Linked DNA regions of Homo sapiens: region 2 is linked to region 1. The links are chromatin loops, found by intact Hi-C in ENCODE. Cell type or tissue: MCF 10A. All regions are shown on one strand. Each heading gives the region's core, and the rest is flanking DNA. Links, peaks and the distances in the headings are about the cores only. Region 1 has its middle 28 kb from the start of DMRTB1. Region 2 overlaps LOC124904179 (a long non-coding RNA gene).

Region 1 (16,117 bases), core at 3,123-11,122:
TTAGGGTCCTTAAAAGAAAAGGCAGCTGGGTAGGGTGGCTCATGCCTATAATCCCAGCACTTTGGGAAGCTGAGGAGGGCAGATCACTTGAGCCCAAGAGCTAAAGACCATCCTGGGCAACATGGCAAGACCCCATCTCTACAAAAAATAAAAAATAAGAAAATTAGCCAGGCATGGTAGCATGGCTGTAGTCCCAGCTACTCAGTAGACTGAGGTGGGAGGATCTCTTGAGCCTGAGAGGTCAAGGCTGCAGTGAGCCGTGATCACACCATTGCACTCCAGCCTAGGCAACAGAGCAAGACTCTGTCTCAAAGAAGGACACTGTCTCAAAATAAAAAAGACACCAGAGTGCATTCTCTTTCTCTCTCTCTCTCTCTGTCTCCCTCTCTCTCTCTCTCCCTCCCTCCCTTCCCCATCCCACCCCCATGTGCACACACCTTGCTCACACCTTGATCTTGGACTTCCCAGCCCTCAGAACTGTGAGGAAAACATTTCTGTTGTGTAAGCCATGCAGCCTGTAGTATTTTGTTATGGAAGCCCAGGCAGACTAAGACACTGGCTTTGATGGTCACTTAGTTCATGAGCCCTTTGAGCAAGGACAGGACTAGCTGGGCAAAGGGATTAACTGATACCCACAGGATGGGTCCTCTTGTTTACCTAGTTATTGAGAGCCTCCTCTGCAGTGGTTGTCTCCTGGTGGGCATTTATGTGGGACATGAATATCTTCCCATACTGTGCCTTACAATTTTTTTTTAATTTTAAAATTTTTATATATTCTTTATTTTTGTAGAGACAGAGTCTCTACAACATATGCTATGTTGCCCAGGCTGGTCTTGAACTCCTGGCCTCAGGTGATCCTCCCACCTCGGCCTCCCAAAGTGCTGGTATGCCTGTTTTGAGAGGTCTAGCTACATACCTACCTCCTTATAACCAATTTTCCAATCTCATTTTTTCCCATTCCTTGAGCACCCGTAAATCCCTGCCCATGCATTGATGCAAATCCATACCTCAGCCTGTCTTTCCTTCCATGAAGTGAGCAATTGAAGGAACCAGTTGAAGTTCTCTGCCCACAGGAGGATCTCCTTTTGCCACTGTCTTTTGGGATAGTCCCTGAGTGGAGCTGTCATGCAGCCTCCATGCTTCTGGCTAGTGCTGGCATACCATGCACACCCATTTCTAAGCCAAGCTTCCAGAGGTTTCTCTTCTGTTAACTGGTCAAAGGGGATTTCACAAAAGACATGGCAAAGAAGCAGCAGCAGGTTTTGAAGGAACCTAGGCCAGGTGTTCATATAATTTACTTGTAACTTCTGGACCTGTTCCAGCCCAATTTTGTGCATGTGTTTCCATTAAATGCTAAGAATGCTGCATGCTGAGTGCTGCTGCTCATAGAGGGTCTCCTTTCACCAAGGCTGCTCACACCCAACTCTATGATTTGGAGGAGCAGATGAAACCTAGTGTATCAATTTTCTATTGCCATAAATTGGTACAAATGCAGTGGCTTAAAACACCTATTTACTAGCTCACAGTTTCTGTAGGTCAGAAACTGGGTAGCAGCATAACTGAGTTCTCTGCCCAGGGTCTCACCAGGCTGAAATCAATGTGTTGGCCAAAACAGCAATCTCATCTGAGGCTCAAGGTCCTCTTCCAGGTTCATACAGGTTGTTGGCAGAATTCAGTTCCTTACAATTGTAGGAATGAAGTCCTGTTTTCTTGCTGGCTGCCAGTTGGAACTCACTCTTAACTCCCGCTCTTGTCCTAGCCACGTGGCCTTCTCAACACAGGCAACTTCTTCTTCAAAGCCAGGACAATCTCCAGTCTGCTATGATAGTTTTATATAATGTAATTGTAGAACTGACTGTCCCATCATATTTAGACACAAGGGGAGGGAAGTCTATGGCCATGTACGCCAGGGGGCGGGCTCTTGGGGCCATGTTAGAATTCTGACTGCACACCTGGTTTATGACGTGCACTTGTATCATCATACAGCAGGAAACGGATAGTACATTCAAACTAAGACAATTTAAGGAGACTTAATAAAGGAACTAATAAAAAGATTTGACAGGAAATGGGGAACGAGGGGTAGCGCGGTACCTAGAGAGCGCCCTTACCATTAAGCCTGGAGGGGTGCGGGGATGGGACAGTTGGTGGACCCTGGGAAGAGAGAGTGCCGTAGAGAAGTCAGCTGTGACTCCCATCAAGGGACAGCCTACAGGAAGGGCGCTGGGAGCAGAAAGACTCTCTCTCCCCCACCCTCCAGTCTCCTGCTATGGCTCCTCAATGCTGAGCCTAACCAGAAGCCAGAGAGCCCCAAAGCCCCTTGATGCACTCCCCACAGGTCAGCCTCCTGGGGCACAGAGCAAGGGAGGAGAAGGGAGAGAAATTAGGGGCAGGGGTGGGTGCGCAACAGGAAGACATCTAGCCAGCGGCTCGGGACACAGCTGTTGGGCGTCCCATGGCCATAGAGGTCGGTCTCTACCAGGGCCAGTAGCCAGACTCAGCTGCCTTTCTAATGCGGAAGAGCAGCTGATGAGTAGAGCATCAGGGCTCCAAGGCAGAGGGCTCTGTGCTGTGACACTGGGGGCACGTCACTCCCACCTGCCACCCAACCTGCCTAAGACATTCCACGCTCCCTTGGATCTGCTGGGTCACAAGGTCTGTGTGTCAGGGCAGCTCGCACTGTAGCCAGACCTAATGCACAGCCCTTTCTTACTTGGAGCCCCTCCAAAACTGGCAGCCTCACCAGTTTCCCAGGAAGTAGGTCAGAGCCGCACTCCCAGGTGTGGTGTACGCATCCTCGGAAATCCAGAGGTCCTGCCAGCACCATGCCTCTTATCTACTGGCAGATGGTACAAGGTATAGCCATGTACCTTTCAGAGGAGAATTCCAAATTCTGTTACCTCCTGCCTGCTGGTCTCCTACTGGAAGCCAGAGAGTGCAGGAGCCCAGGAGATGCTGTCTGTGGGGGTCAGCCCCCTGCACACGGAGCAGGGTGGAGGCTGCATCTGCTTGTGACCTGCAGAGGGAGAGTAACCACCCCCACACGACACGCATCAGGTCAGTCCCCTGCCCCCAACCCACCAATGGCCTCTACTGCTCTTCAAATAACCCCCTGACCCTTGGCCTGGGCCTTGAGATTTGGAGCCATCTGGCCCCCACCAGGTTGGTACATGAGAGACACTCATCATTGGTCCAGGACACCTTCACTTGTTTGTTTGTTTGTTTTTAATAATGTGATAAGCACCCATGAATCCATTGCTCCAGACAAAAATCCAGGCCCGGACAGTATCTGACCTCCAGCCAGCGGACCCCCATTGACTCTCACCTCTCCGGCCTCAGCAGCCAGAACCCGGAATCCCTTTGCCTCCTGCACTTGCTTTGCTTGTTGGATTTCATTGCATCCATGTGTATGCCTAGATGGTCTTTTGAACAGCTGTTTTAGGATGTAGTCTTTGGGGCGAGGCTTCCTCACTGAATATGACGTTGCTCACATTCACCCATGGTGTGGTGTTGTGTGCTGCTGCCTTCTCTGCTACAGGGTACTCTGGGGGCATCCTGGGGTTCTCGTGCTCTTCCTCTGGCATGTGGGCATGCAGGTTACGCTGCGGGGAGCAGGGCTGCTGTGGATGTCACTGCCCAGGTCCTTGTTGGTCCACCTCTCCCCACACCTGCTACTCCCCTTCCTTTCTCTCACCCCCCGCATGCCAGCCACACTGGCCTTTCTCCATTCCTTTGAGCTCGTCCCCACCTTGGGCCTTTGCTCCTACCGTTTCCTCTCCCAGGAATGCTCTCCTTGCCTGGCTCGTCCTCATTCTGGTTCAGCTTGATGGCATCTTCTCAGATGCCTGCCCCAACCCACTGGGCTCTGTAGCCCTCCCCTCCAAACATCTGTCCCCTTGAGGGCAAAGTATTCCTGGGGGGCTAAGGGAGGGACTCCAGCAGATGTGGCTGGAGCACAGGGTGAGAGGGTGGGGCAAGAGATGCGCTGGAAGCGGTTGGAGAACAGATGCCGGAAGGGCCTTGAATGTCATGCCAAGCAGGTCCGAACACGCCCCAGGCTTCAAAGTGTGTTAGGATCCAAGCCCCAGAGGAGGCCTCCGGCAGCCAGAGCACTCCCCTAGGCCCTTGAGGAAGGGCAGCTACTACATGTGCTTCAATATGAGGCAAGAGGTTCTCCCCAAATATGGCCCTCAGAAAAGAGGGGGTTGCTCGTTTTGAGTCTATATAGTTTCACAGTTTTTAGGGGGCACTTGTTACTTTATTTTGAAAATCAAAGTTGTGGCTGGAGAATGCACGTTAGATTAAAACATCCTCAGCTGTTATGGATGCTCCTGAGGGCTACCTGCAAAAGTGGTGGAAGGAGGATGTGGAGAACCTTCTTACTAACAGGCACCATCCAGAGCGGTGTGACCCGGGAAAGGTGACAGTGCCTGAGGCCACTCAGCCAGGCTGCGTTCTTTGAAGCATGGGGGCTACACAGCGCAGGTTCATCCTCCTTGTTTTCAGAAGGGGAAACCAAGGCCTGGGGAGGTGAGTGACTTCCCGAGGAGCAGAGCCAGGCCTGGAATGCAGCATCTCTGCCTCCAAGCGCTTCCAGCTTTTTCAGTGTAAATGCAGGGCAACGCGAAGGGCACAAGGGACACAGACCTTTCTGCTTTCTTGGCCTTGGTGGCATAGATGATGCTGTTGTGGGGAGCATCAGCTTTGCAGCCAGGAGACCTGAGTTCTAATTCGCAGCTTCTTCCCGACCCAGCTGTGTGACCTCAGGCAAGTTACCTCCCCTTCTCTAAGCTGGCTTCTCTGCGAGTGGAATGATAGCAGTGCCCTTTCCTGGGCTGCTGTGAGGCTGCAGCCTCTGCAGAGGTGGGAGGGGGTCAGGCCCGTGAGTGTGGGAGCCAGGGGTGTGAAGGGGACACCAGGGTGGGGTAGGGGAGCTGTGTCCTCTCTCTGAAGTGGCCAATGGGGCAGCTAGGATGTGGCCCTGCTCAAGGGGGCCCAGGTGCAGCAGAGCAGGGGCAGGAGGGGCCTGGGTGGCCATTCAGCTGCACTCACAGCCCTGTGCCCAGCAGGTCCAATGGTTCTCACCATGGGAACATGTGTTTGCCACCACAGGCCTTGGATATCCTGTAAAACTCACAATTTGTTCAAAAGAATAAAGAGCATGAAAGGGGCTGCCCGGCCTTCATCCAGGGCTGGCAGTGGTGGGAACGGCCCCGAGGCTGCTTTCCATTTAAACAAGATTTGGAGGCGTCTGTTCTGTCAGAGCTCTGGGTCGGGAAGCCCTCCCCGGCACAGATCGTGTGCTCGACTCAGGCTTTGGATGGAGGACATAGGACCTCACTTCCCCATCTGTAAACAAGGGTAACGATGGGGTTATGACATGTGATAAAGGATGAATGTATGCAAAGTGCTTAGGCCTCAGTGGGAGAGCAGGTGCTGGGAAGGGTTATCGTTATTTCTATAGGAGACAGATGTGTGCAGACTGACCCCCGAGGAGCAGCACTGAGATTCAGGGAGACTGGGTCTGGGGGACATGGGAGGACCCTGATCTGCTGGAAGAGGCAGGGAAGCTTTCCTTGGTGGAAACAAGGGACAGGGTAGACAGAGGTGGGTCCCAGCAGAAAAAGTGGCATGTGTAAAGGCTCTCAGGCGGGAACAAGGTTTTCATATTTGAGGAGCTAATAGAAACTCCCCAGGGCTGAGAGGCAGGGGCCAGGTCGCACGGGATCATGCCTTAGAGGCTACCAGCCTGGGCATCAGTGAATGCTTCCCAAAAAGTGACACACGGGCTTGGTGTCAAGGAGCAAGAAGGCATTAGTATTGTACAGAAGGGTGTCCCAGGCAGAAGGAACAGCATCTTCGGAGGCCTGGAGTCCAGGGAGCGCAGGCACAGTGTATGGTGAGGCCATGCCGGGCCTGGGCCGGGCCAGCTCCCATCCCTGTCTGTTGGTCAGGAGGACGCAGTTTCACTTTGTCCCACTCGCCTCTACCTCCGGGAGACTCAGCACACCCAGTGTATGCAGCCAGCTAACAGGGATGAGATGTGCTGTCTGCTGAGCTGGCTCTGGAGACCCAGGTGCCATTTGGAGCCTGTGAGACCCCTTCTTAGGGGAGTCTCAGCCAAGAATCAGGACAGCACCCGGATCTCTGGCCTAAGTGGGTGATGTGCTGAGATGGGAAAGTAGGAGAAGGGTTTTGGGGTGCTGAGCAGGAATGTCTGTGAGAAGCTGCAGAAGGGGTGGGGGGCAGCTTCCTGGGGCTGAGCTCAGGAGGGCACCCTGCACTGGGGATGGAGAGCGGATGCTGTCCGCGCAGATGTGGTGTGCAGTCCTAAGGGGCAGGGTGCCTGCGGACAGGGACGGAAGCCTGAAAAGGAGGCAGCCGGGGGATGGAAAGAAAGCCGGGACAGGCGGGAGAGGCCTGGGTTCCGAGTAGTGGGCTGAGAGTGGCACTAAAGAGAACAAGAAGGGTATTGGAGTGATCGTGAGGTGGTAAGAGACAAGTGAGTGTCAACACATCCTTTACAAATTAGGCTATCACCAGGAGGACAGAAATAGGGAGGAAGAGACGAGGGAAGGGGTCTGTGGGGGCCAGCGGGGATCAGCAGCCTCCAAGGTTCTTTGGGTTCCAATCTTCCCTGACGACTTGGTTTATTTATGGCCAGGGGCTTGTGGGGAAGGCAAAGGAGTGGCCGCGAGGGGGCGCCAGGACCTAGCCCAAGCCCTCCTCCAAGCGGAGACTGGGACGCTCTCGTCTTTACTCAATGTGTTTCCAAGGGGATGTGAGCTGCGATGACAATTTTGAGTTTCCATGAAGCAGGGTCTCTCCTGTCCTCCATCAGAGACTTGCGGCCAGTCCTGCCAGTGCCCTCTAGGCCCCCATTTCCGTTGGTCCGTGGTGGTGCCCTCCTCACCCAGGTGGTGTGGAAGTGGAGGGGTGGATGGGAGGCACGGGCTGAGAGAGGGCCCACGGGGCCTATGCCTCCCTGCCCGGCCCCACCCATGCCCCGTGGGGCCCCGTGAGTGCTCTTGCCTGTAAGGACGCCTCCCAGCTCCGAGGATATTTATTCACCAGCCCGACCTCCACAAGCACGTGGGAAGTCACCAGGACTATGTTGGTGAGGAAACTGAGGCACAGGCCACTGCATGCTTTCACGCTCACCTGCCTGAAAATCCCCGCTGCAGGGAAGGCTGCACTCTGGGCTCTGGGGCTAGGGTGGGCTGTTTCTTCTCTATTTGCTGCGAGTACCCAGTCAGAAACCACACGGGACCAGGGTTAGGAGCTGCAGATACACAAACCAGCCCAGTAGAAGGCGGTCTCCTCACAGAAAGAGCACTGAGTCCAAATGCAGCCCTGGTGCAGGGGCTTCCAATGTTAGATGCTCTGTGGGGAGGCCAGGAATCTGCATTTGGAGTACTTGCCCCAAGTGGATCTGAAGGCAGGGTTGGGTGTGAGACAACCCTATGAGAAGCCACTCTATAGATGAAGGTAGCTTGTTAAGGGCACGAGGCTGGACTGCTGCTGCCGAGCCCCAAAGTCACATTTATCCCTTTCTTCCTTTGTTTAACAGGCATCAACCCATGGGGGGCCCTTGCTGTGCCCAGGGTGCTCAGAGAGAATTTACAACCAGTCCAGCCTCCGAGAGACTCGCAGGCTAGAGGGGAGACACTCACCTACAGCAAGCAATGAGTGCAATGTGATCATTGCACCTGGGAAGCTTGAAGGAAGAGTGCTCCGGACAGAAGGAACAGCACGGACAAAGGCCTGGAAGCAAGAGGCAAGGCTGAAAAGAGCAGGGCCAGGGAGAAGGCTGAGTGACAGGAGGAGGGCCAGGGCTCAGGTACAGAGGGGCAGAGCCCTCACCAAGGCCTTTGAACCTTAAACTGGGGCTGGGAGAGCCTGGGCGTGTCTCACACCGCTCTGCAACTGTCCTTTTACTTGAAAGTCTCCCACCATCCTGAGGACTCCCATGGCTGGTGAACTCTGTGAACCCACTCCTGGCAGGAGCCCTGGCACCCCCCGAACACCACACTCTAGTGTCAAGCTGTCCCCACTGGAATGCAGGTTGGGAAGGAGGCAATGGAGTGGGGTGGGTGGGAGCTGAGGTTGCAAAATTTGGTGGAAATGGGTGGGGATGGAGGCAGTGGGGAAGGGGAGGCGGTGGGGAAGGGGAGGCGGGGAGCTGCTGATTTGTTTTAGAGCAAGAGGCTCTGGGCTGCTTTCTAAGCTGCAGCATCAAAGGCTGCCTGGAAACATGTACAGAATAAGGTGGAATATTATGGAAATTGTCCTCCCTGCTTTGTGGCCTGGGAATTCATGATGATTGAGAAGAATTTCCCCTGGTCTCATATTTATCCCTCTCTTTGAAAGTAAAGCTTTTGGATCAAATAAATAAAAATTATGGTCATACATTTCTTCTGAACTCAGCTGACTTCACCAGCCATACTGTAAATGGATGGAACTTTTTAAAAGCTGTTCTTCCAGGGTTGGAGGGTCAAGCGGACTTGCCTCTTGAGAGTCAGCGTGGTAAGGTTCCAGTGTTCATCCTTCCTGCCATCATGCTTCTGGTCACTGGCACCAAGAGTGACCTGGCAGTGGAGGGCTCTGGCACCATCCTGACGTGGCCACGCCAGGGTCTTGTGCGAGTCCCTTAGACTTGTTGAGCCTCCGTGTCTTCTCTGCCAGGATGGATTAATTATACCTACTGATCATTCATGTTTATTTTTCCTAAAGTAATATAAACACATTGTTTCAAAAAATCTAATGGAACTATTGGCCAAGAAAGAAAACCAACAGTCCTCAAATTATCCCCATCTCAACCAGTTCCAACCCAGTTCCACTTTCCAGAGGCAGCTGCTCAAGTCCTCAAGCTGCTTCTGTCTTCCCTTTCATACCTCAGTCCAGCATGTTAAAAACGCTGTTTCCCCCGTCTCTACTAAAAATATAAAAAATAGTGAGGTGTGGTGGCGGGCGCCTGTAGTCCCAGCTACTCAGGAGGCTGAGGCAGGAGAATGGCGTGAACCCGGGAGGCAGAGCTTGCAGTGAGCCGAGATTGCGCCACTGCACTCCAGCCTGGGCAACAGAGTGAGACTCCGTCTAAAACAAACAAACAAAAAATCGCTGTTTCTCGCTCCTCCGAGAGACATTTCTATGGGCTTCCTGGGCAGGGCAGTGGGAACCTGCCTTTCTCCCGACGCTCCCACACTTCCTCTTCCCCAGCTCCTGGTAGTCAGAGCACATACGTTTTCACTAAATCGATATTCTGGATTTATGTTGTCATGATTATGTAAATATTTACTAATCCAAGTACTGTAATCTGATTAGTTTCTTTTCCTCATGCTTTTACCGTTTTCTGGAATTAATAATTGCCTGTTTTCTCACTGGCCTAGCTGTCTACGTTTCTATTGCTAATTCTTCCCCAGACCTTCTAATAGCGACGTCCAGCACCTCTCACATCACTCTCATACCCACCAATGCATCCAAGCATCTGGCTCTGCTAGCCCTGGACCAGCCCTCCACTTCCTACAACCCAGCTGTCCACTTGGACTCTGCTTGCCACTCTCCTGCACTGGGATCCTTGTTTGCAAGAGGTCTTGGCTTATTCCCTCAGTTTAGGAGAGCTTTCCTCTGATAACTTTTTGAAAAAAAATTTAGAAAATACTTCTTTTTGGCAGTGCGCGGTGGCTAATACCCATAATCCCAGTACTTTGGGAGGCCAGGCGAGTGGATCACTTGAGCTCAGCAATTTGAGACCAGCTTGGGCAGCATGGTGAAACCCTGTCTCTAAAAAAACAAAACAAAACAAAAATTGTGTGGTGGTGCACGCCTGTAGTCCCAGCTACTGGGGAGGCCAAGGTGGGAGGTTCATGAGCCTGGGAGGTGGAGGCTGCAGTGAGCCGAGATCACACCACTGCACTCCAGCCTGGGTGACAGAGTAAGACCCTGTCTCAAAAAAAAAAAAAGAAAACAATTTTTTTTTGTAGTTTTCGCACGTCTGAAAATTCCTTATTCTATGCTCACCCTTGATTAATAGTTCAGCTGGGCATAGAATCCTGGATTAAAAATTGCTTTCATTGAAAAATTTTAAGTCTTTTGCTCTACAGTTTTCTATCTCCCAGTGTTGCTTTGAGAAATGTGATGAGATACTGTTTCATATTTTTGTAAGAGGCTTTCTTTTTTTCCTCCTCCTTCTCCTTTTAGGATCCCTCCTTCATCCCTGCTCTTCAGAACTTTTCGAATGCCATGTCTTGGCACGGGCCCTTTTAATCTGTAGCACTGGGCACTCAGTGAGCCCTGTCAAGCTGGTGGCTTATATCCCTTGGTCTTCAACATTTTTCTTCTGTTGCTTCTTTGATAACGTTCTTTCCTCCATGTTCTCTTTTCCCCCTTTCCGGAACTTTTTTTTTTTTGAAATGGAGTCTTGCTCTGTCACCCAGGCTGGAGTGCAGTGGCATGATCTTGGCTCACTGCAAGCTCCATCTCCCAGGTTCAAGCGATTCTCCTACCTCAGCCTCTCAAGTAGCTAGGATTACAGGTGTCCGCCACCAAGCCTGGCTAATTTTTGTATTTTTAGTAGAGATGGGGCTTTACCATCTTGGCAAGGCTGGTCTTGAACTCCTGACCTCGTGATCCACCCACCTTGGCCTCCCAAAGTGCTGGGATTACAGGTGCGAGCCACTGCGCCCAGCCGGGAATTTTTATTGGTCAGATACCAACTTCCTGGATTGATATTCAAACCTTCTCATTAATTTTTCCCTATTTTTCATTTATGTGCTTACTCTCTTACCTTCAAACTTTCTATCAGAGCTTTAATTTTGGTTATCTTTTCTGTTTGTTGGTTTTGGTTTTTTTCTGCTGCCTGCATTATCTCTGTTTCCCCCAGCTTTTGTTTGTTTGTTTGTTCCTGGTGATCCTTGGTAGATGACTGGTATAAGAGTGAGGCACTAAAAAGCCAATGGGAAGCTCTGTGAGCCTGATTGGACGGGTGAGGCTTGTTGACTATGAGCTTCACTGGGGTGACCTAGGGGCAAGTCAGCTTCTTGGGGTGGGCTCAAAATGCCCATTTCTAGAGGCCAGTTTTTCCAGAGAAGCATCTCCACCTTCCTGTCCAAATAGCCACTTGGTGTTTCTGCATCAGAATCCCCTCTGGTCCAGTTTCTGTGAAGGATAAACCATCATCTACTGGTCTTCTGGGAGTGGGATGTGAGTGGCGGAGGGAGGACTAGCTGCTTGGTTTTCGGGGGGCCCCAGGGAGTCTAATAGCTCCTACACTGACTGTCAACCAACCCAGTCCCCTCTTTTTACTCCACCCTGTCTCCCACCTTCCTCAGGACTTGGTGCCTCTGAGTCCTGGGTGTTTCTGGGCTCTGTGGGAGACCCTGCCCATGTCTGGCAGTGCCCCTCGGCAGTCTCCAGCTGCTTCTGCCACCAGCCCAGGCTCCACTTCCTGCTGGCTCCCATCTCCCATCAGCGCCTCTCCTGTTCTGACAGCTCCTTTTATTTCTTTATCATCACCTTAATGGGGTTTAGAAGGAGATGAGATAAACACTTATGTCCAGTCTGTCTCTGCCATTTCAGTTACACTTTGCTCACATCAGGCAATCTGGGGAAGCCAAAGAAACATCATCATTATTATAACAGCTAATATTTATCCAGCACATTCTCTATTCCAAGAGCCCCGTTAAGCATGTTACAATGTATTATCTCATGGGATTCTTACTATCACACTAGGAAGGAAGTTACAGATGTGGAATGGGCTCAGAGATGGGGGTGACTTGTCCAGGGGCACCCTACGAGCCCATCCAGACCTCTCTGCAGGAGTCAGCCCCCTGGGCAGTCGTGGTACACTGACCTCTCCAGCCTCCCTCTTGCCCTCCCCCAACCCTGCTCCACTGGCCCGAACTACCCTGTGTTCTGCTCACCAGGGCTCACCCTCTCATTTCCACACTTTTGCATGGGCTGTTCCCCTGGAAAAGGAGCAAAACATGTTGGGAGAGAGCGTGCCTGTGAAACAAAAATGAGCCAGGCTCCCGGGCTGTGGCGGAAGCCCCCACTCACCTTCTATCCTCCCTGGCGTCTGTGGGAGCACCTTTCCAAGGTGGCCTCTTCCTTCAGTGGTTTTGATCTGCAGAAAAGGTTCGCTTCCGCCTGTGCCTGGAATGCACACTCTTCCTGGCCACTCCTGTTTCACTTGAGAAGGGTGGCTTTCCTCTCATTAGTGCCTCACCTGTTCGTAGTTATGTATCTCTGAGGTGACAACTGGCCAAGCAAGGGACAGGGTTGCATCCTGATGAGAACTGCAGTGCCAGTAGAGAAAATGATAGATTAGTCATCTGCTGCCACCACCAAGATAGTCACTTATTTAGACTGCTTGGATTCTATCATCATTAAGAAGGCCAGGCATGGTGGCTTACGCCTGTAATCCTAGCACTCCAGGAGATAAAGGTGGGCATATTACTTTGAGCCCAGGAGTTCAAGACCAGCTTGGGCAACATGGCGAAACCCTGTCTCTACAAAAAAATACAAAAATTAGCCAGATGGCACATGCCTGTAGTCCCAGCTACTCAGGAGGCTGAGACTGGAGAACCACTTGAGTCTAGGAGGTGGAGGTTGCAATGAGCCAAGATTGTGCCACTGCACTCCAGCCCAGGTGACAAAGCGAGACTCTGTTTCAAAAAAATAAAAATAAAAAAATTTGGGCCGGGCACGGTGGCTCACGCCTGTAATCCCATCACTTTGGGAGGCCGAGGCAGGTGGATCACCTGAGGTCAGGAGTTTGAGACCAGCCTGACCAACATGGTGAAACCCTGTCTCTACTAAAAATACAAAATTAGCATGCTTGTAGTCTTAGCTATGTGGGAGGCTGAGGCAGGAGAATTGCTTGAACCTGGGAGGTGGAGGTTGCAGTGAGCCAAGATTGCGCCATTGCACTCCAGCCTGGGCAACGAGAGTGAAACTCCATCTCCAAAAAAAAAAGAAGTTTGTAAGCAACAATTCAGCCTACAGACTCTTTTTAAAAACTAATGTGGCTGGGCACTGTGGCTCATGCCTGTAATCCCAGCACTTTGGGAGGCTGAGGCAGGCAGATTACTTGAGGTCAGGAGTTTGAAACCAGCCCACCCAACATGGTGAAACCCTGTCTCTACTAAAAATACAAAAATTAGTTGGGCATGATGGTGTGTGCCTGTAGTCCCAGCTACTCTGGAGGCTGAGGCAGGAGAATTGCTTGAACCCAGGAGGCAGAGGTTGCAGTGAGCCGAGATTGTGCCAATGCACTCCATTGTGGGCAACAGAGTGAGACTCCATCTCTAAAAATAAAAATAAAAATAAATAATAATAATGGCTTTGGCCAGGCGCGGTGGCTCATGCCTGTAATCCTACCATGTTGGGAGGCCAAGGTGGGCGGATGACTTGAGGTCAGGAGTTCAAGACCAGCCTGGGCCAACATGATGAAACCGTGTCTCTGCTAAAAATACAAAAAATTGGCCGGGTGCAGTGGTGAGCGCCTGTAATCGCAACTACTCTGGAGGCTGAGGCATGAGAATGGCTTGAACCTGGTAGGCAGAGGTTGCAATGACCCAAGATCATGCCACTGCACTCCAGCCTGGGTGACAGAGTGAGACTCTGTCTCCAAAAAGATAAAAAATAGAATAATAATAATAATGGCTTTATTGAGATATAATTTGCATGCCATAAAATTCATCCATCTAAAATATACAATTTGATGGTTTTGGCTATATTTACAGAATTATGCAACTTCATCACAACCAATTTTAGATCATTTTCATCATCCCCCCAAAAAAACCCCATGCCTATTAGCAATTACTCACCATTTCCCTCAAGCCACCATTCCTGGGCCACAAGGAATCTGCTTTCTGTCACTATAGATTTGCCTGTTCAGATTCTTCATATAAAAGGAGTCGTACAGTATGTGGCCTTTTGAGACTGGCTTTTTCCAGTGAGCATAACGTCTCCCAGGCTCATCCGTGCCGTAGCACGTGTCAGTGCTTCGTGTCTTTTCCTTACCGCATAATATTCCGTTGAGCGGATAGACCACATTTTGTTTATTCATCTGTTGATGAAGATTTGGATTGTTTCCACCTTTTGGCTATTATGAATTGTGCTACTTTAAACATTTGTATACAAGAGTTGGTGTGAACATATGTTTTAATTCCTCTTGGGTTTTTTATTCCACCTAAGAATAGAATGGCTGGGTCATATGGTAACTGTATTTAACTTTCTTTAGGAGCTGCCAAGTTATTTTCTACCACAGCGCAGAGAATTTACATTCTCCCCCGCTGCGTATAAGGGTTCTGATTTCTCCACATTCTCACCAACAGTGCTTAGTATCTGACCGTTTGATGATGGCCATCCCAGCGGTTATGAAGTGCATCCCACTGCGATTTTGACTTGCATTTCCATGATGGTTCATGACGCTGAGCATCTTTTCATGTGCTATTTGCCATTTGTAAATCATCTTTCTTCTTTCAACATTGGGTTGTCCTTTTATTACTGAGATGTAAAAGTTCTTAATATATTCCGGCTATAATTCCCTTATCTGATATATGTTACGTATATTTTCTCCCATTCTGTGGATTGTCTTTTCACTTTTTTGATGATGTCCTTTTAGTACAAAAAAATTTAATTTTAATGGAATTCAGTTTATCTTTGTTGTTGGTGGTGGTGCTTTTGGAGTTATATTTAAGAAATCAATGCCTAATCCAAGGGCACAAAGATGTTTTTCTTTTTCTTTTTTTCTTTCTTCGTGTGAAACAGGGTCTCACTCTGTTACCCAGGCTGGAGTGCGCTGGCACGATTTTGGCCCACTGCAGCCTTGACCTCCCGGGCTCAAGCAATCCTCCCACTCAGCCTCCCAAGTAGCTGGGACTATAGGCGCACACCACCACGCCTGGCTAATTTTTATATTCTTTGTAGAGACGGGGTTTTGCCATGTTGCCCAGGCTGGCACAAATATTCACTCTTATTTTTTTTCTTAGTTTTATAGTTTTAATTTTTATTTAGGTCTTTGGTCCACTTTGAGCATATTTTTACATATAATATGAGGTAGGGATCCCACTTCATTCTTTTGCATGGGGATATCCAGTTGTCCCAGTACCCATATGTTGAAAAGACTATTCTTTCTCCATTTAATTATCTTGGCACTCATTAAAAATCAATTGACCATAAATGTGAAGGTTTGTTTCTGAACTCTCAATTCTATTCCTACAGGTCTTTCTTTATGCCTATAAGCTTTAAAGTAAGTTTTGAAATTGGGAAGTGTGAGTTCTCCAACTTTGTTCTTCTTTTTGTAGATTGTCTTGGCTATTCGGGGTCCTTTGAATTTCCATATGAATGTCATGATCAGATTGTCAATTTCTGCACAAAATCCATCTGGGACTTTGAGAGGGATTGTGCTGAATCTGTAGATCAAACTGGGGAATACTACTATCCTAATAATACTAAGTCTCCTAATTGATGAACATGGGCTGTCATTTTGTTTACTTAGGTCTTCTTTCATTTCTTTCAACAATATTCCATAGTTTTAAGGCCAGGTGCGGTGGCTTATGCCTGTAATCCCAGCATGTTGGGAGGCCGAGGTGGGTGGATCATTCGAGGTCAGGGGTTCAAGGCCAGCCTGGACAACATGGTGAAACCCCCCCGTCTCTACTGAAAATATAAAAATTAGCCAGATGTGGTGGTGGGTGCCTGTAGTCCCAGCTACTCAGGAGGCTGAGGCAGGAGAATTGTTTGAACCTGGGAGGCGGAGGTTGCAGTGAGCCGAGATTGCACCACTGGGCTCTAGCCTGGGTGACAGAGTAAGACTCTGTCTCAAAAAATATATATATTTTGTAGTTTTCAGAATATAAGTTTTGTACTTTTACTAAATTTGTTACTGAATATTTTATTCTTTTGAATGCTATTGTAAGTGGAGTTATTTTCTTGATTTCATTTTTGCAATGCTCATTGCAAGTGTATACAAGTACACTTTTTGTGTATTGAGCTTGTATCCTGCAGCCTTGCTGAACTCGTTTGTTAGCTCTAATGGTTGTGTGTGTTTGTGTGTTTGTGTGTGTGTGTGTGTGTGTGTGTGTGTGTGTATTCCTTATAATTTTCTATATAT
Region 2 (11,931 bases), core at 3,042-11,041, 270 kb after region 1:
GTTTGAGACCAGCCTGGCCAACATGGCGAAACCCCGTCTCTATTAAAAATACAAAAATTAGCCAGGCGTGGTGGCGGGTCCTGTAGTCCCAGCTACTCGGGAGGCTGAAGCAGGAAAATTGCTTGAACCCGGGCAGCAGAGGTTGCAGTGCGCCGAGATCATGCCACTGCACTCTGGCCTGGCTGACAGAGCGAGACTCTGTCTCAAAAATAAATAAACAAATAAAAATTTAAAAAATAAACTAGACTCTGTGAGGAGGAGAAGTTACTGGTTGTGGCATTGAGGGAAAGCTTTCCAGCTAGATAGAGGACGATGTCCGAAAGCCCTGAAACTAAAGGAACTAAGATCACTTCCAGGCAGCAAAAGAAGGGCAGTGTGACTGGAGCCACAGAGTGAAGGGCAGGAGGGCATCAGATGAGACTGAGGAAGGGCAAGGTCTGGATGCTAAAGGAATGAAGGATTTTACCTGGAGACTGATGATCAGATCTGTTCTGAAAATACCATTCCAAGCCAGGTACGGTGGCCAATGCCTGTAATCTTACCTACTTGGGAGGCTGAGGTGGGAGGGTCACTTAAGACCAGCAGTTCAAGACCAGCCTGGGCAACATAGTGAGACTCTGTCTCAAAAAATGATGAAAAAATGTAGCCAGGTGTCGTGGCATGCACTTGTAGTCCCAGCTAGTCAGGAGACTGAGGCAGGAGGATTGCTTGAGCCCAGGAGTTCAAGGCTACAGTAAGTAAGCTTTGATCCTACTACTGCACTCCAGCCTGGGTGACAGGACGAGACCTCATCTCAAGAAAGAAAGAAAGAAAAGGAAGGAAGGAAGGAAGAAAGGAGAGAGAGAGAGAGAGAAAGAAAGAAAGAAAGAAAAGGAAGGAAGGAAGAAAGAAAAGGCCAGGTGCAGTGGCTCACAACTGTAATCCTACCACTTTGGGAGGCCCAGATGGGAGGATTAGTTGAGCCCCGGAGTTCGAGACCAGCCTGAGCAACATGGTGAAACCCTGTCTTTACAAAAGATTTAAAAATTTAGCCAGGTGTGGTGACACACACCTGTGGTCTCAGCCACTCGGGATGCTGAGGTGGGAGGATTGCTGGAGCCCAGGAAGTCAAAGCTGCAGTGAGCCGTGATTGTGCCACTGCACTTCAGCCTGGGCAGCAGAGCGAGACCCTGTCTCAAAAAAAAAAGAAAGAAAGAAAGAAAGAAAAGTAAAAAGAAAGTAGCATTCCAGTGTCATGTGGGAAATGGGCTAAGAAAGAGGCAAGAGTAGGTGCTGAATGCACAGTCAGAAGTCCCAAAGATGAGGAGCCTGGACTCCAGGAGAAGTGGCTGGGACATAGCTTTATTTAGGAGGCAAACTTAATACACCTGGGTGATGGGAGTGAAGGGAAGCAATGTCTGGGCATCTAGGAAAATAGCAGTTTTAGGGTTTGGAACCTCCCCTGGGAGGCCCAAGGCATTCTTAGTCCTCAGTGGTGGTTTCCAGAAGCAAAGTCAACATCACCATTACCAAGTCATTAAGCTATATCTCTTCCTCATGCTCATCGCTGCAATGGCTTTTCTAGAGAAACTTTCATTGGCTCTCAGCTCATCACTGTCTTTATAGAGAAACAGAATCAGACTTACTATAATATGCATGTCAAATGCTGCTAATGAGGACAATAAGATCTGATAGCTTAAACAATTATAACGGACAATATTTGCTATAGATATGTAAGGAAGGGCCTGTTACTTATTATGGAAGCACACAGTCCCAGGCCCTGTGGCAGGTGCTTTTCCATACATTAATGCAGACAATGCTGTGTACATACAGCAATACACAGGACAGTCGTATGAACAGGGTAGTATTGTTTCCTATTACAGATGTGGAAGTGAGATCCCAAGGAGGCTAAGTGACTTGCTCAAGACCTCAGAACCAGCAAGTGGCAGAGTCAGGCTTGACCCTAAATACCACCATCTTTCCACCACACTACCACACCTCATCTCCAGCTGATCTGGACCATTCTCTGTCACCTGTCCCTTCCTCTCCTTTCCCCTAGAATGCCTTCCTGGCTGACCACTCCCATCCCAGCCCACCCAGATCTCCAAGTGGCCCCTTCTCCACTTAAGGCTTCCCCTCCCAACCAAACACCAAAAGCACAAAGCCTTCACCATAACTCCTTCCTGTGAACTGTGGAGTCATTGCCCTTCTCAGAGCACCTATTCTCTGCTGTGTTACTTACCCATTTGTGTATTTACTGTATTCCCACTAATAAACTGCAGACCCCTTGAAGGCAGGGACTTTGTATGTGTATCGAACATGTTCAGCAATTTGTGGATATGAACCCATGTACAAAATTGATTCAACAGATCAACAAGTTGGTAAATGAGGCTGAACCAAATGCATATATGGAGTAAGGAACAGAATAGTTGATTATTTTTATTTAAAATGTTTCTTATAAAATAAACAGAAGACTCATCCAGTACACACTAGTATTATGTAATTCCTATGCTGTTTTCCAGGCACATATTAAAGTCATCTAGACCTGTATCCAGAAAGCATTTTAATAAATAGAGGAATGGAATTGTATTCATGAATAAGTTTGAAATGAATTTTTCAATTAAAAAATCAGTTTTAAGACGTTTAATAGACATCTCGCATAATCCGCTCTTCAAAGACATTTTATTTCTTTTATGAAACCAAACTTACCTTACTGCATCCCAAATTCAAACACTCATGCAATGTTACAGTTAGAAGGGAACTTCAAAATCATTCAGTCCAATTCTTTGATTTTTCAGTCGAAATAGATAAGTGATGTGAAATCTTAGCTGAAGTTCACAGAGCTAGATAGTGCCAGAGATAAGACTAGAACTCATTATTTCCGAAACCCAACTCTCAGAGACAGCTGGAAGCCTACCTTTATATTCATCCTTTCATTTTTCTCCAGTAGCAGAACCCCAATTCTATTAATGGGTTACAATCAACCTCTAAAAGACATTTCCTAGACTCCCTTGCAACCAGATGTGGCCATGGGACCACTTTGGCCAATGAGATGCTAAGCGTTAAGTATGTGCACTTTCAGGAAGTGTTCCTAAAAGGGAGGGAGGATGCTATTTTCCCTCCCCTTCCTTCTTCCTGTTGCCTGGAAGGAAGGCATGAAGGCTGTGGTTCCAGGAGCCATGTGGGACCACAAGAGTCAGGACCACACCTTGGGGCTGGCTACGTGGAGAGCTAGAATGAGCCTGAATCCCTGATAACCTCAGGGAGTCACCATAGCCATTCTGGACAGCCTATTTCTGGATCTTCTTTTATGTGAGAAAAAAAAAATAACTGTGTCACTTAAATCACCATTATTCTGAGTTTTCATTTACATGCAGCCAGACTTAACTAACCCATCTTGCTTCCTCCATCTCACTAAATGGCAGTTCCATTCTACCAGCTGCTCAGGCCAAAAACCTTGGAGTCAATACTAGCGACTTTCTCTTTCACACTCCACAACCATTCCACCAGCAGTGCTTGTCACCTCTTCCTTCAAAATAGATCAAATCTGTCTGCATCTCACCCTGGGCCCAGCCACCATCCTCTCTCATCTGGTTACAGCAGTGGTCTCCTAACCTTCTTTCATTCTTGCCTGCCACCCACGGTCTCCAGTCTCTTTTCCACAGAACAGTCAGACTAAATTATTTCTTAAAGGTAATTCAACACATCTTACTCCTTTGCTCAGAACTTCCCAATGGCTGTCCCTGACTCGAAGCGGGAGCAAGGTCCTTCCTGTAGCCTACCTGGCCTGAGTGAGCTTGTCCTGGCCCCCATCTTGTTCACATTACCACACTCCACCTCATCCACTGCGCCTGGCCACCCTGCCCTCTTTGCTATCCCTTGAACTTATCAGGTATATGCCTGCCTTGGGACCGTTCTGTGTTTTGGAACTCACCCCTCAGGTACCTACATATTCTCTCCCTTACCTCATTCAGGTCTCTGCCCAAACATCATTTTATCGGGGGACCTTCCTGGACCACCCTATCTGAAATGGAAAACCAGCCAGGTGCGGTGGCTCATGCCTGTAATCCCAACACTTTGGGAGGCCAAGGTGAGAGGATCACTTGGGCCCAGGAGTTTGAGACCAGCCTGGGCAACATGGTGAGACTCCATCTCTACAAAAAATTAGCTGGGTGTAGTAGCATGTGACTGTAGTCCCAGCCATTCAAGAAGCTGAAGCAGGAGGATCGCCTGAGCCCAGGAGATGGAGGCTGCAGTGAGCTATGATCATGCTGTGATCACACCACTGCACTCCAGCCTGGGCAACAGAGTGAGACCCTGTCTCAAAAAATAAAAATACAAATAAAATGGAAAGCCACTCTACTATTTACTGTCTACTTGTTCCTCAGTGCACTCACCACCACATTGCATTTGTTTATATTCATTCTCTCTCCACCCACTAGAAGGGTAAGCTCATTTGTGTTGTTGACTGTTGTGTTCCCAGCACCCAGAATAGTGTCTAGCACCCTAGGCCTAGCATACATATGAATGATTGAATGAATGAGTAAATGAATGCTAAGTCTGTGCCCTTTTAACTATGTCACTTTGCCTCTAATTGGAATCCAGGTGCATTTGCTCCATGCACAAATATTACTATTGGAGCCGCTTGCTATCCCTGTGAAAGCTTGCTAAATATTTGCTGACAACAAAGATAAGCCAGCTTCTTCTTATCAGTTAACTGAGAAGATCTAAAAGGCAATAAGGTTTTCTATTCTAATAGTCATTATATCGTTAATAACAACCACAAGACATTAAACATTTTGAAATAGGAATAATGGAGAGCAGTACACCAGACAAGTTTGTAAGACTCCAGAATCCAATGTCTTTTGTGGCAGCCCCCCAAATATAAAGCCTTTTCTTTTCCTTTTTTTTTCTTTTTTATTTTTTTTGAGACGGAGTTTCACTCTTTCACCCAGGCTGGAGTGCACTGGTCTAATCTCGGCTCACGGCAACCTCCTCCTCCCAGTTTCAAGCAATTCTCCTGCCTCAGCCTCCCAAGTAGCTGGGATTACAGGCGCCCGCCACCATGCCCAGCTAATTTTTGTATTTTTAGTAGAGACAGCGTTTCACCATGTTGGCCGGGCTGGTCTCAAACTCCTGACCTCATGATCCGCCCGCCTCAGCCTCCCAAAGTGCTGGGATTATAGGCGTGAGCCACTGTGCCTGGCCAAAGCCTTTTCTTACTATTCTCATATCACCTCCTCAGTGAGAAGAGGAGGGTCAAATTGACCACTCATTGTCCAGTGACGAACACAATTGTCTTCTCTTAACACTCTAGCTTTATGGAAAATCCTGGTGGTTAATTTTAAAATACAAATAAAAGTCCACTAAAACAGATTTATCTTTTCATTCACAAACAGTCTATATCTTTTCAAGTTAAGAGGTTTTCAGTTGGCCTTGTAAACTGAAATAATAAATCTCTTAGTAAACTCTACTCACTAAAGAGGTCTTAAGCTCAGGACATTTTTTTGAAACAACGCACTCCTAATATTTGTTTTCATCTGGAGAAGGAGCAAAGCCTGACAGAACACCCCAGGTTCCATTTTCAAAGAAGACCAAGAAGCAACACCTAGCTTCTTCAAGCAGATAGTGGCTGAATTTTGAAAAAAAAAAAAAAAAAAAAAAGTCAATCTCTAAGATTTTGCTTCAAAAATACATACTCCTCTCATACATTTTTGGCGATTGCTGCTTCAAGCTGCTAAAATAGTTCTCCTTTGGGGGAAAAAAATATAGCTCTCAAGAAACTCGAGTTTGGTTTTGAAGACATATCTCCCTGTATATGAATCTGTCTCTTCTAGCTGTGTATCCTTAGGCACATCATTTCACTTCTCCTCCCCTCAAGCTCCTCTGAAGTAACCTCACAACGACCCTGGAGGATAGATTGCTGTTAAAGATAATGCCTGTAAAATGAGGAACACAGGGTCCAGCACATAGTAAGTGCTCAATAAATAGTAGTTACTGTCACTCCATAAGCAACTAGCCACACAGAAGCCTACTCAAGTCATCAGCACTTTTCAATATACTATATGCAAATAATTCATTGTGTAGAACATTTGGAAAATATAGAGAAGTATGACTAAAAAAATAACCCACCAGTACTGTGAATAAAACCTCCCCCAAACCAAAGAGAAATGGTGTGGACAGCAGACAACTTTTCCTCTAACCACTTTGAAATAGTGACCTCTGCTGGCCAGTGGAAAACACAAGCCTTCCAATCACCTCTTCCATGATTGAGCAAGGGTTGAGTGAGCCAGGCTTGGTCCTTGTCCCTAGAACAAAAACCAGGTGTTGCATTACAAGGGACAGAAATCGTCACAAGGGTTACCACGATGTAATTGGGATGTTAACAGAATTAAAGGCCAGTCTTTCCATTTGCTCATCCGCCCAGAAGATTCTTTTTTCAAGCCCCATAGTCTCTTATTTTTAAAATGTCATAATTGCATGCAAATGTTCCAGCAGAAAAACAACGCAAGGGGCATTAAAAATCAATCTTCCATGTAAGCCTCAGATTTTCCAGCATGAAGATCCAAAAGCAAAAGTGGTGACAAATGTGAGGAAAACAGAGTGAAAAAGTCAGAACGCATCATTAAGAATGTTACAACAAAAGGAGGGAAAAAAAATCTCTGGGAGCACATGTCTGATTCAGCTGGGGTGAACAGCCAACTACAAAGAAGGCTTTAAAAACCCTGCAAACTTCTTACAGATAGGGCCCAGAAATCCAATTAGGACCTAGTCAGGAGTCTTTTCTTCAAGGAGAAGTGTGCCTGATGGAGGAGGCCGCTCAAGAGACTACTGACTGGAATATTCAGATGTAAAACACATTCCCACCTCTTAAGGTAGGAAATAAAACAGAAGTTGTAAACTGGCAGTAATAGGCTATGTAGTTTAGTTTGACATTCATTGTTTTGTTTTGAATTAATTAGTTGCCAACACTTCAAAAAGGGAGATTTTGTATCGAAATGCAATTTTTTTTTTTGACTGGGTCTCACTCTGTTGCCCAGGCTGGAATGCAGCGGTGTGAACATGGCTTACTGCAGCCTTGCCTCCCCCAACCCCACCCCACCCCACCCCACCACAGACTCAAGTGATCCTCCTGCCTCAGCCTCCTGAGTACCTGGGACTACAGGCACACGCCACCATTCCCAGCTACTTTTTGTAGTTTTTGTAGAGACAAGGTTTCGCCATGTTGCCCAGGCTGGTCTCCAACTCCTGGGCTCAAGCAGTCCTCCAGCCTCGGCCTCCCAAAGTCCTGGGATTAAAGGCATGAGCCGCCTGGCCTCGTTCTTGTAAACAAATAGGGAGCTCTAGCCACACTGGGCCAGCACTCTCCCATAGCAACAACAGCAGCTGGGGCCAAGCAGCAACAGCAGCCTTCCACACGCTCTCCAGTATGCTGTTCCCTGACCAGCTGGCCTCACTCACCTCATCAATTGTCTGGCTTTTGTGAACACTTAAGTCTAAGACCCTGGGTGTGTAACAGCTCCAAGACACTGATGATGAGGAGTTCCATTCAGTCCAAACAAATATCAACTGTGTACAAGGTACTTTAATAGGCACTAGGGATATAAAGAGAAAGACACGATCCCTAAATCCAAAGAACTCATAGACCTTTGGAAAAGAGGGCAAGCCAATTCACACTAATCATACATTATGACATGTGTATTGGAAAGGTACAAAAGTGGTAAAAACTAAAGGGATTAAATCAATTTTCTAGCTTTTTGAGACACTTACCTCACTGACATCCAGCCTTTCTTCTTTTCTAACATATGCACTTAAGGGTATAAATTTCCCTCTAAGCATGGCTTTTGCTATATCTCACAAATTTCTTTCTTTTTTGTTTGTTTTGAGACAAGGTCTCACTCTGCCTCCAGGCTGGAGTGCAGTGGTGCAATCTTGGCTCACCACAACCTCCGCCTCCCAGGTTCAAATGATTCTTCTGCCTCAGCCTCCCAAGTAGGTGAGCGTCACCACCACCCAGCACATTTTTGTATTTGTAGTAGAGATGGGATTTCACCACGTTGGCCAGGCTGGTCTTGAACTCCTGACCTCAGGTGATCCACCTGCCTTGGTCTCCCAAAGTGCTGGGATTATAAGTGTGAACCACTGCATCCGGCCTCAATACGTATTTTTATTATCACTCATTGAAAAATATTTTTTCCTAACTTCTACCTATGTGATTTCTCCTTTGACCCATAGGTGATTTAAAATGTACCTTACTTTCAAAACATATGGAATGCTCTAATTATCATTTAAAATTGATCTCTACTTCAATTGCCTTATAGACACAATTTTAAATGATGTTAATCCTTTGAGACCGAGACTTACTTTATAGACCAACATATAACCAGAATTGTAAATGTTCAAGATGAGCTTGAAAAGAATGCTTGGACTCCAGTAGTTAGGTGCAGTGCTCCTCATGTGTCCCATAGGTCAACTGTGCTGACTATGTCATTCAGATATTCTACATCCTTACTGATTTCCAAAGTCTACTTCTATCAGTTACCAAGAGGTGTGGAAAATAACTTCTTTTTTTTTTTTAAATTTAGACAGAGTCTTGGTCTGTCACCTAGGCTGGAGTGCAGTGGTGTGATCTTGGGTCACTGCAACTTCTGCCTCCCAGGTTCAAGTGATTCTTCTGCCTCAGCCTCCCGAGTAGCTGGGATTACAGGTGCACACCACCAAACCGGGCTAATTTTTGTATTTTTAGTAAAGATGGGGTTTCACCATGATGGCCAGGCTGGTCTCGAACTCCTGACCTCAAATGATCAGCCCGCCTCGGCCTCCCAAAGTGCTGGGATTACAAGCGTGAGCCACCACACCCAGCCTGTTCTGTCAGTTTTTATGTATTTTTTTTTTACCAAAGCAACATACATAAAGTACACAAATTTTGCACATGCAATTCAATGAATTTTTATATGTATACACCCCCATAACTCAAATCAATATATGGACGTTTCCAGCACCTCAGAAGTTTTCCTCATGCCCTTCCACAAAGTCAATATACTGCCTCCTTCCCCATTACCACTACTTTGACTTCTATCACCATTAAATTCCACCTGTTCTCAATATGCATATAAATGTCATCATACATTAGATATTCCTTTGTGTCTGGCTTCTTTGGCTTAGTGTCTGTGAGCTCCATTCACATTGTTACATTTAGCAGTAGTTCATTCTTTTGATTGCTAAGTAACATTGCACCGTAAAAGTATAGCACACTTTATTCTACTGTTGATGAACATTTCAATTGTCTCTCATTGGGGACTATTGTGAAAACTCCTGCTTAGAGGCATCCTAGTAAACATGACTTTTGGTGGGCATATGCACTCATTTCTCTTGGACATTTACCAATTAGCAGAACCGATAGGTCACAGGGTAGGCACATGTTTAGCTTTAGTAGATATTGCCCATTTTTTCCCTCCTTCCAGCAATTATATGAGAGTTTTAGTTGTTCTACATCCTCATCAACACCCGTTATTATCAATCCTTTTATTTTTAGCCTTTGTAATGGGTGTGTATTAGTCTGTTTTCATGTTGCTCATAAAGACAAACCCGAGACTGGGCAATTTACGAAGGAATGAGGTTTAATGGAGATCTCACAGTTCCACGTGGCTGGGGAGGCCTCACAATCATGGTAGAAGGCAAGAAGGAGCAAGTCACATCTTACGTGGATGGCGGCAGGTGAAGAGAGTTTGTACAGGCAAACTCCTGTTTTTAAAGACATCAGATGTCATGAGACTTATTCACTATCACGAGAACAGCAAAGGAAAGACCCGCCCCCATGATTCAGTTATCTCCCACTGGGTCCCTCCCACAGCCCATGGGAATTATGGGAGATACAAGATGAGATTTGGGTGGGGATACAGAGCCAAATCATATCATTCTGCCCCTGGCACCTCCCAAATCACATGTCTTCACATTTCAAAACCAGTCATGCCTTCCCAACAGACCCCCAAAGTCTTAATTCATTTCAGTATTAACTCAAAAGTCCACAGTCCAAAGTCTCATCTGAGACAAGGCAAGTCCCTTCCACCTATAAGCCTGTAAAATCAAAAGTGAGCTAGTTACTTCCAAGATACAATGGGAGTACAGGTATTAGGTATATACAGCCATGCCAAATGGGAGAAATTGGCCGAAACAAAGGCCTCATGCAAGTCCCAAATGCAGTGGGGCAGTCAAATTTTAAAGCTCCAAAATGGTCTCCTTTGACGCCATGTCTCAAACCCAGGTCACGTTGATGCAAAAGGTGGGCTCCCCCAGCCTTGGGCAGCTCCACCCCTGTGGCTTTGCAGGGTACAGCCCACCTCCTGACTGCTTTCACAGGCTGGCACTGAATGTCTGCAGCTTTTCCAGGCACATGGTGCAAGCTGTCAGTGGATCTACCATTCTGGGGTCTAGAGGATTGTGGCCCTCTTCTCACAGCTTCACTAGGCAGTGCCCCACTAGGGACTCTGTGTGGGGCCTCCAACCCCACATTTTCCTTCTGCACTTCCTGAGCAGAGGTTCTTCATGAGGGCCCAACGCCTGCAGCAACCTTCTGCCTTGGCATCCAGGTGTTTCCATACCTCCTCTGAAATCTGGGTGGAGATTCCCAAACCTTAATTCTTGACTTCTGTGCACCCACAAGCTTAACACCATGTGGAAGCTGCCAAGGTTTGGGGCTTCCACTGTCTGAAGCAACAGCTTGCATTGTACCTTGGCCCCGTTTAGTCATGGCTGGAGTAGCTGGGATGCAGGCACCAAGTCCCTAGACTGCACATAGCAGAGGGAGCCTAAGCCTGGCTCACGAAACCATTTTTTCCTTCTAAATCTCCAGGCCTGTGATGGGAGGGGCTGCCACAAAGATCTCTGACATGCCCTGGAAACATTTTCTTCATTGTCTTGGGGATTAACATTTGGCTTCTCATTATGCACATTTCTCCATCCAGCTAGAATTTCTCCTCAAAAAATGGGATTTTCTTTTCTATCACATTGTCAGGCTGCAAATTTTCCAAACTTTTATGCTCTGTGTTCCTTTTAAAACTGAATGCCTTTAACAGAACCCAAGTAACCTCTTGAATGCTTTGCTGCTTAGACATTTCTTCCACTGGCTGGGCATGGTGGCTCATACCTGTAATCCCAGCACTTTGGGAGGCCGAGGTGGGTAGAATCACCTGCGGTCAGGAGTTACAGACCAGCCAGACCCATATGGTGAAAACCTGTCTCTACTAAAATTACAAAAATTAGCCAGGCATGGTGGCGTGTGCCTGTAGTCCCAGCTACTTGGGAGGCTGAGGCAGGAAAATCACTTGAACCCAGAAGGTGAAGGCTGCAGTGAGCCGAGATCATGAGACTGCACTCCAGCCTGGGTAACACAGCAAGACTCCCTCTCGAAAAAAAAAAAAGAAGAAATTTCTTCCACCAGATACCCTAAATAATCTCTCTCAAGTTCAAAGTTTCACAAATCTCGAAGGCAGGGGCAAAATGCCACCAGTCTCTTTGCTAAAACATAAGAAGAGTCACTTTTGCTCCAGTTCCCAACAAGTTCCTCATTTCCATCTGAGACCACCTCAGCCTGGGCTATATCGTCCATATCACTATCAACATTTTGGGCAAAGCCATTCAACAAGTCTCAAGTAAGTTCCAAACTGTCCCACATTTTCCTGTCTTCTTCTGAACCCTCCAAACTGTTCTAACCCCTGCCTGTTACCCAGTTCCAAAGTCACTTCCACATTTTCAGGTATCTTTTCAGCACCTCACTCTACTGGTACCAATTTACTGTATTAATCTGTTTTCATGCTGTTGATAAAGACAAACCCGAGACTGGGCAATTTACAAAGGAAAGAGGCTTAATGGAGAACTCACAGTTCCATGTCGCTGGGGGAGCCTCACAATCCTGGTGGAAGGCAAGGAGGAGCAAGTCACATCTTAGGTGGA

Evidence for each region. A loop is a pair of places that touch in the nucleus more often than their neighbours do. Peaks named below come from ENCODE experiments on the same cell type or tissue, not always from the same donor. Only the 100,000 strongest peaks of a DNase experiment are listed, where the experiment ranks them.
Region 2: a loop joins it to region 1, with 14 times the contacts of the local background. A loop is called at or near these places in 92 of 110 quality-filtered maps.

The regions. Positions count from the first base shown.
Region 1 is chr1:53,478,945-53,495,061 of GRCh38, forward strand. No RefSeq gene overlaps it. Among named protein-coding and RNA genes, the nearest start is that of DMRTB1, 28 kb to the left of the region's middle. RefSeq lists an enhancer at 4,883-5,503. In MCF 10A, for the core only: a CTCF peak has its summit at 6,708 (motif pointing right); a DNase peak (open chromatin) is centred at 6,717.
Region 2 is chr1:53,748,688-53,760,618 of GRCh38, forward strand. LOC124904179 (a long non-coding RNA gene) reads right to left here. Exons shown (of 2, transcript XR_007066094.1): 1 at 11,860-11,931; 2 at 9,582-9,723. Among named protein-coding and RNA genes, the nearest start is that of GLIS1, 15 kb to the left of the region's middle. In MCF 10A, for the core only: a CTCF peak has its summit at 6,219 (motif pointing left); a DNase peak (open chromatin) is centred at 6,204.